Regions from separate parts of the Homo sapiens genome. Here region 2 is linked to region 1. Evidence: chromatin contacts called from ENCODE Hi-C or POLR2A ChIA-PET data. All regions are on one chromosome and are shown on one strand. Each heading gives the region's core, a stretch centred on a gene start or an enhancer-like site at or near the end of the contact. The rest is flanking DNA. Distances are from core to core; before and after follow the strand shown. Region 1 has its middle 66 kb from the start of JDP2-AS1. Region 2 has its middle 27 kb from the start of JDP2-AS1.

Region 1 (4,174 bases), core at 137-2,636:
GCCCCATTTGATCCATCAGTAGGAGAAGGTGATGCATCAATCCTGTTTTCAGTAGAGGGCATTAATCATGTTCTCTGAGCTCAAACATAAAAATAGGATCATGGTCCAGCTGAGAAAACCAAGCCCTGGAAGCTGTGGATGGCTGGGGGCCATTGGGTAGAACAAGAGGTGATGAAACCACTGGAGGAACGAGGCTTGGGCAGGGGTGGTCTCCTGGCACCAAGGAGAGGTGCCCTGGCTAACGCAGCCCCAGTCTCCACAGCAGCCAATCAGAGGCAAGTGCACAGGTAGGCTGAGGCAGCCATCTCCGGAGAGGCCAGGCCAGTCCCGGAAGGAGAGCCTTCTTCCAGGTGAGGTTGAGAGTGCGGTCATTGCTCAGAGACTTAGCAGACTTATGATTTGCTCTTAGTGTATAGTTGTAGGTGCTCTACAAAATACTGAAAGTGGAATCTATTGTTTCTTTTTTTTGACCACTAGCTTGGCTCGTTATTTCTGAAGAAAGAGAACAGGGCCAGGAGTCTGACATCTGAGGCTTCAACCCCATTTGCGACTGATAAGCTATATGACCTTGGGAAACTGGTCTCCCCTCTCTGGGCCTTGATCCCCTCACCTGTGAAGGGGGTCAGTAAGGGGTGGCAGATGTTCTCTAAGGGCCCTTCCGATGCTAACATTCTAAGTCCGGTCCATCTCAGGCCTGGAGGAAGCCAATCAGGCTGGGCCCAGCCCCCCCACGATCCCAAACTGCACCAAAGTTTTGTTTTCAAGGAGGCCAAGGCAGCCGGGTATAGTGGCTCACCCCTGTAATCCCAGCACTTTGGAAGCCGAGGCAGATGGATGGCTTGAGTCCAGGAGTTTGAGACCAGCCTGGACAATGTAGCAAAACCCTGTCTCTACAAAAAATACAAAAATTAGCCAGATGGGTGGCACACATGTGTTGTCCCAGCTGCTGGGGAGGCTGAGGTGGGAGGATCACCTGAGCCAGGGAGGTCAAGGCTGCAGTGAGCCAAGATTGTGCCCCACTGCACTCCAGCCTGAGTGACACAGTGAGACCCTGTCTCCAGGAAAAAAAAAAAAAAAAAAAAAAAAAGGAGTCCAAGGCAGGACGTGGGGAGCCATAGCTATTTATCCTGGGAGAAATGATGGGGTGTGTGCTTGGAGAGGGAGAGCCCAGGGGACAGTATCCCCACTGGATAGTGCCACCTCTGTGACACCTCCCCTTGGAGAAAGGTGAACCAGGAGCTAGGGGTGAGCAGCTCTGTTTAACAGCTTTCCATTTGTTTACCAAAAAAATATTGTTTCATCATAAAAATTCCCAAAATAGTTCCTTCCCTGGTCAGACTGACTGGCGGGCGCCCAGCTTGGGAGCCCAGCCGTGCTGGAGACACACTCTCAGGAAGGCAAAATTAGCTGGAAAGGTCGGGAGCCGCAGTTTGGGGACCACCAGCCCCACACATCCTGTGGGGTGGGTGCAGAGGGTTAGAGCCACAAAATCACCTTTCTAGGGGTCTTTCTCTGGGCAGTGGCAGGATTTCCCCCAGAGGCTCAACAAACTTATTTTTAGCTAAGAAGGGCTTCCTCTGCTCTTGGCGAGGGAGGGGGTCATGTCTCCTTGGCTGGAAGTGACACAAATGTTTTACCCTCTGAGGGAATGCACCCTCCCACACTCATTCTGGCTAACACTCTCTCATCTCACAGCCCCTCAATGGCAGCTCTTCAGAGAGCCCTTCTCTTAAAGCCTTCTCCCCAAAATGGCCCAAATTAGGACCTTGGTTATAGAGTCTCGTAGAATGCTGCCTTTTATTCTTGGAGAACTTACCCCTGTTTGTACCTATAAGTATGAAGGTCTGTCATAGAACATTACTCAATACATATCCCCAGTGCCTCACACATAATAGGTTCTCAATAAGTCTGTGTTGAGTGGTGGGTGAATGCTCCCTCTGTCTGGGACCCCAGACACTTCCCAGGGACATGCCAGTCTTATGGGGACCTGTGTGTATTTGAGGATGAGAGAGTGAGGAAGAGGGATAAATAAAACATTTCCACTCCATCCCTGCGACTAATCTCTTCTTCTGCCACTCACCCCAACCTAGCCAGAGCAGGACCCCACAGAGGAAAATGACCCATAGTTAAGCAACAGAATCATCCTCACAGATGAGCCTTGCAACAGCAGCCCAGAGCCTCCAGGCTGCATTGCCAAGCAAATGTGGCAGGCACTCGCATGGCCTCCGGAAAGGCCGACCAACCCCATCCCTACCACCTCATGCCTGAAGTCTTCCTTAGTCTTAGTGAAGTGGGAATAAATTCACCCTTAGAATACATTGCTAATTTTTACTGATCTGCAACATGCAATGTAAGTTAAAACATTGCCTGGGGCTGGGCGTGGGGGCTCAGGCCTATAACCCCAGCACTTTGGGAGGCCGAGGTGGGTGGATCACTTGAGGTCGGGAGTTGGAGACCAGCCTGGCCAACATGATGATACTGGTGGTGCATGCCTGTAATCCCAGCTACTGGGGAGGCTGAGGCTGGGGAGGCAGAGGCTGCAGTGAGCCAAGATTGTGGCACTGCCCTCCAGCCTGAGCAACAAAGCAAGACTCCACCTCCGAGAAAAAAAAAAACAAAAACATTGCCTGGCTTTGCAACTCAGCTTTAAGACAAGTCTCCACCCTACATCCTGGGAAAAGAGAGAGAAAGAGAGAGAGAAAATGATACGAAGAGTGAAGATGTTTCCTTGGGCCATTCCACTCAGTAAATATGGGCTCCACAGTAAGACTGAGGAAAAAAGATGGCAGATGCTTCCCCAATTGGTCTCATTTACCACAAACCTTGGCACCTTATGGCACCTTTCAATGGGCTCTAATGTATAAAATGTGTATTTTTCTATATCTTGACCCCTAAATGCAAGGCAACTACTTTGTGACACATAAAGCCATGTATATGCTATGTTAGTAGAGAAGTTATCTTCACAAGTAATTTTACTGGATATGATTTTCTTCTTTACACACTGACTTTAGAATGTGACTCCCACTTAGCATCCAACTATATTGTTATTTGCATCTATTGAGAAAAAAGCAGACCGTAGAGCCAAGCAAGAGAAACAAAAAACAATCCTCTGGAATTCTACCACTCAGGGAGAACCACTGTGCATTTCTGAGGGGCTGTTTTTTAAGGCAAGCGTGTGTACAAATGTGTATTAATTCCATCAATATCTCATACAGGGAAAACCAGACAGATGTTCTTTTGAAGGTTACAAGTTGGTTTTTTCTTTTTTCCAAAGTCTTTTCTTTCCAAATACAGTGGGATTTTCAAACTCCCCTCCATATTCTGGGTTGATTTTCTGCACTGTTAAAATGTGTGCCAGATAATCTTGACATCCTTGAGTCTAAGCGGGTGAGAGTCAGGATTCATTGGAAAAGATGGCTGAAGGGGCTGGGCATGGTAGCTCTCGCTTATAATCCCAACACTGTGGGAGGCCGAGGCAGGTGGATCACTTGAGGTCAGGAGTTTGAGACTAGCCTGGCCAACAAGGTGAAACCCCGTCTCTACTAAAAATACAAAAATTAGCTGGGCATGATGGCGCTTGCCAATAGTCCCAGCTGCTCGGAGGCTGAGGCAAGAGAATCGCTTGAACCAAGGAGGCGGAAGTTGCAATAAGCTGAGGTCACGCCATTGCACTCCAGCCTGGGCAACAGAATGAGAATGAGACTCCATCTAAAAAAAAAAAAAAAAGAATGGCTGAAGGACCAGGACCAATCTTTTCCCTTCTCCCTCTTCACAATTTGGCCTCCAGCTGGTCCGGTGGGGAAGCAGCCCCAGGAAAACCCTGGATTACGTCCTATGCTCCAAATCCCACATATGCTGTACCCACCCCAGAGTGCTGAGCTTTACCCCACACTTGTAACATCTGCAAAAAGGTAGGCTCATCACCATGCAGCCGTTCCCTCTTGAGACCAGATGACAGAGGGAGAAATGGAAAGAATGTTTAGACTGAGAGAGGTAATTCAGAAAATAAACACCCTTATTTGACCCATTCAAGCCTTTTCTAATCTTTGATTGTTTCTCTTCCCAGTTAAGGAGAAAGGGATAATTTGAAGAGCGACAGGGTTCAGCATTGAGTACTAACTAGGAAAAAAAAAATGTTTGATACACCATGTGTTTTGTAAGGGTCTGGTTTGAT
Region 2 (4,224 bases), core at 823-3,322, 38 kb before region 1:
GCCAGGTATGACTTTAGAATCCTCAGACTCTTCAGACCAGAATGCAGCAGCAGAAGGAAAGGCAGCCCCGCTCAGGGCCTGCCTGCCGTTTGTTCCAACCCTCAGCCAGGGCCCCTTCTCAAGTGCACATGCTTGACACCAGCCTGCACCTCCGGGTTCTGCCCACTGCCCAGTCCCAAGCAGCTATCCCTTGGCCACTGGCTGCACAGGCTACCTTGAGAGGGTGGACCATGGAAACAGGCCCACCCAGAACCTGGAAGTGGGCTTGGGCCATTCGGGCAGAGATTCTGGGGTCCTGAGTATGGAGCATGGGCTGGAAGGGGTGGGTGTGGGCATAGACTCTGTCTGGGCATCACCCTCAGCCCTGAGGACCCCCTCGCCCCAGGGACAAAGGGAGGCCTGCGGGGAAGGGATCTCCAAAGGGCAGGGCTTGCCTGGTCTCAGAGTGGTACTGGGTCACTTTGTCACACTGACTGGGCAGGCTTGTCCATAAAGTGAATTGAGAATAACTGGAAGCTTTTTTGAGAGTTTTCCCTATTCCATCTGGGATCTAAAGATTGCCCCTGGATTACTGACGATGCGAGAGGGATTTCTTTAGCCATGACTCTATGTTGGGGGAGATTCAGCACTAAGTACATTTCTCTTCATCTCTGGAAACAAATCCAAACTATAAAACCAAAACCAAAATAGAACAACGAAAAACAAATCCCTCTTCCTTCCCTTGACACACTCAGCCCATTTCTCTGTCGGTTTCCTTCAGCTCTGACACCCTCCAATCAGGCTCTCTCCCATCGTTCTTCTGCCTTTCCGTGCTCACTTTCCTCCCCCCGCCCTTCTTCCCTGGCTCCTGTCTTAATCCCTGCCATAGCGACAGGGAAAAAAACAACATAACACTGGGGCAGATGAGAGCTGAGTTTCAGAGCCCTACTGAGGAGCGCAGGCTAGCGGGGAACCAGGAGTTTCCATAACGAAACTGACAAGAGGAAAACCTTGAAATCTTGGAGGAGTAATGAGGAAAACCTTGGGGTTAGAGAAAGAAGAGGCCTTCCAAAAGCCCAGAGGAGGCCGAGATAAAAAGAACAAGGAAGGGCCAGGCGCAGTGGCTCACGCCTGTAATCTCAGCACTTTGGTAGGCCGAGGTGGGTGGATCATGAGGTCAGGAGTTTGAGACCAGCCTGGCCAACATGGCAAAACCCCATCTCTACTAAAAATACAGAAATTATCTGGGCGTGGTGGCATGCGCCTGTAGTCCCAGCTACTCAGGAGGCTGAGGCAGGAGAATCACTTGAACCTGGGAGGCGGAAGTTGCAATGAGATGAGATCATGCTGCTGCACTCCAGCCTGGGTGACAGAGTGAGACTCCATCTCAAAAAAACAAAAACAAAAAAGAACAAGGAGGAAGGGCTTTGGAAAGTTGGTAAAAGGTTAATCTATTTGCCCTCCATGCCACTTAGCCCCTGACCATCCCAAAACACAGAAGTCAACATCCTTGGGATGAATTATGAGCAGAGGGAGAAATTCCAGGGCAGGGGAGCAGACATCAGGAAAACTGAGATCCTTCTTCTGAAAGGACATAAAAAGTTAATATTTTTGTAAATTGGAACCCAAGCATTTCAGGCCTGGTGGGATGATAAGGGGTTAAAGCTTCCACGGAGCAAACCTAAAGTAGCTTGGAAGGGTGTGGCCCCCAATTTGATTTATTTTAGAAGCATGGAAAGCCAATGAATGTGCTTCTGGCCACAAGACAGGACAGGTGAGAAAAAAGAAAGGAAAGAGGCCTGGTTTGTGTTTCCTGGAAAGGGAGTGTCGTTACAGCTCTCCTGGGGAGCACACACACGCCTCTCGTAAATGTATATGAGCCCTGATTAGTTGGCTCCTGCTCACCACCCTAGCATGTTCCCAGTGGCTGGCTCCCTGGCGTTCTGGCACTCAGGGCTGCCAACACCTGCCAACAACAAGGAAGCTGGGTATTGGGGCTGCAGCTTTTGGAAGCTGCTTATGAAACAGATGACTAAGCCCTGGGGGCAGGGGGAGGGTGCAGCTCATGCCTAGCTCAGCGAGAACTCAATCCAAGTCAGCCTTGACCCGGTGCCAACCATGTGCCAGGCTAGTCCCTGGGGATGTGAAGATGACGAGGCATGGTCCCTGCTCCAAAGGACCAGGCATGCCCATAAAGAATTGTAATCAGAGGCATGAATCTGCAGAAGAGGAGAATACAGGGTTTGGCAGTGGACATGATTTCCCAGGGGGACAGTGATAGAGGCAAAAGAAGGGGGAAGGGGAGTTTCTCCATTCATGTAGTCAGGCTAAGAGTTTTAGCCTCTTCCTAAAGCACACACCCTCTTCCTCATGCCCTCTTAATCCAGTTAGTCTGGCTTCTGTCACCCAAGTGGCTCTCAGACTCTTTCCTCTTCTCCTGTCTTGGCTCAGGTCCTCATTTCTGGCTTTGGCCCAGGCTCTTTGCACTCAGCACTGCAGACAACTTCCTACAATTCAGGTCCAGTGGGCTTGCCCCCCTCCTTGAAGCTGTCTATTGTTTCCCATTGCCCCAGAATAAAAGCTAAGCCCCAAGGTCCTTCACATTGCAGCCCCAAGCTGCCTAAAGCCGAGGGCTCAAGGAGGCTTCAGTGTAGGTTTGACTCAATAGCACCACAATGTCATCAAAACCCCTTCTTCTTCTTGGTGTTTTCCTCTCTGCCCTCCATGGTGTTGTCTTCATGCTCAGGCAGGCTTTTCTCATGGTGAGAAAACGGCTGCCACAATTCCTGTTTTCACACCTATGCTCCATGCTGTATAGAAGGAGAAAGGGAGAGAGCTTCTTTCCCTGAACCTGCCAGCAAAGTCTTCTCCAGTCTCTCAGGTCAGAATTGGGTCATTTGCCCATCTGCAGGCAAGAAGGGATTTTGCTGATTAGTCTATACTGGGGCTATTTACCCCAAGCCTAGGCCAGGGTGGAGTCGACTTCCTCCAAAAAATATGGGAAGTGTAGGGAGGGTGGATACCCCAAGGAAAATGGGGTAGTTACTGAGAGAGAATGGATGCTGAAGAGGCCACCCTTCCAGCATCTCCTCCCGACAAGCCCCACCCAGCTACTTCTTTTTCCCAAACACGTCATGTTCTTTGGTGTCTCCCAAGCCTTTGCACATGCCTTCCCTTCACCTGGGATGGCTTTTCATTCCTCTTGCTCAGTGAATGCCTACTCATTTCTCAAATGCTTGCCCATCACTTTCCCTATTCTTTAGATACTGCAGTCAACTTAAGGACAGGTTCTTATTCACTCCTAGCATAATGCAATACCTGGCAAAAAGTAGGTGCTCAATAAATGTTTATCAAGTTAATGAACACTGCTGATGAGACAATAGCAAATCCCAAGTTCACAACAAAGAGCTAGTATGTCTTCAAAATCTCTTCCCAACATCTAAAATGTAACAAATATAAGTAGAATTGTAGTGTATAAAGCTAGGATGGGTTCAGGTAAAGAAATGTTGAGGGGCCAGAGTTTGTCCAAGCATCTCTAGCATCATCCCAGAAAAAGGGCTCCCTCCCAGGCTGGCAGGAATGTTTTAGTTCTCCTGGCAGGTTTGTAGGTCCTGAAATGGAAAGGGACCTATCAGGCTCTCATAGTCCGATCCATTAATCTTCTAACCATTTAGACTAGCCTACTGGGAAGAGATTGAAATGGTCAGCCAACTCAGGCACTCTCATCTGGCTGACAATTATAGTCTTACTGTTCTTGAATAACTTGGCCTTCTGGTTTACCAGAGAATCTGCATTTCATTAGCATGGTTTGGTCTCTGAGACCAACACTATCAGTTGCTTCCTCGCTATTTTCTTCCTTAGTCACAGAATCCCTGAATTTTAGCCAGCGACTTGGTCACCTAGAACACAGAGTACATTTCTCAGCCTCCCTTGCAGCTAGATAGGGCCATATGACTAAATCCCGACAAATGGATGTAAATAAAAGTAATATGTGTGTAACTTTTTGGAAGTGCCATGAAAAGGTGGTAGTGTGTCCTTCTTCCCTTTTCCTTTTCTGCAGGCTGGAAGGTGGTCGCACTGGCTGGAGCTGGAGCAGTCATCTTGGACTGTTGTGGAATTTGGAAATATAGCCCATGCATGGTGGACCAACAGATAGAAGGAACTTGGGTTAAATATTGCACAAAGAGCCATATCAGTAGCCCTCAAGACCTACCTAAGCATTTACATAAGAGAAATGCATTTCTC

The links. Hi-C counts contacts between places; a loop is a spot of excess contacts on that map. ChIA-PET counts read pairs that join two places held with the same protein, here RNA polymerase II (POLR2A). Pooled maps may share reads with other maps.
Region 2: a map of tibial artery shows a loop between it and region 1 (3-fold over the local background). The contact joins two enhancer-like sites. A Hi-C loop is called at or near these places in 8 of 168 maps with a recorded cell type or tissue (aorta, ascending aorta, breast epithelium and 4 more) and 5 of 50 pooled maps. POLR2A ChIA-PET finds 5 or more read pairs at or near these places in 5 of 52 experiments (CD4-positive, alpha-beta T cell, GM10248, GM12878 and 2 more).

What each region holds. Positions count from the first base shown.
Region 1 is chr14:75,359,408-75,363,581 of GRCh38, reverse strand. No RefSeq gene overlaps it. Among named protein-coding and RNA genes, the nearest start is that of JDP2-AS1, 66 kb to the left of the region's middle. Within about 2 kb of position 1,386, at least 5 of the 41 ENCODE cell types and tissues checked have a DNase peak (open chromatin) inside an H3K27ac peak, as active enhancers do; they include ascending aorta, heart left ventricle and tibial artery, where a contact is called at or near this core.
Region 2 is chr14:75,398,224-75,402,447 of GRCh38, reverse strand. No RefSeq gene overlaps it. Among named protein-coding and RNA genes, the nearest start is that of JDP2-AS1, 27 kb to the left of the region's middle. Within about 2 kb of position 2,072, at least 26 of the 41 ENCODE cell types and tissues checked have a DNase peak (open chromatin) inside an H3K27ac peak, as active enhancers do; they include ascending aorta, heart left ventricle and tibial artery, where a contact is called at or near this core.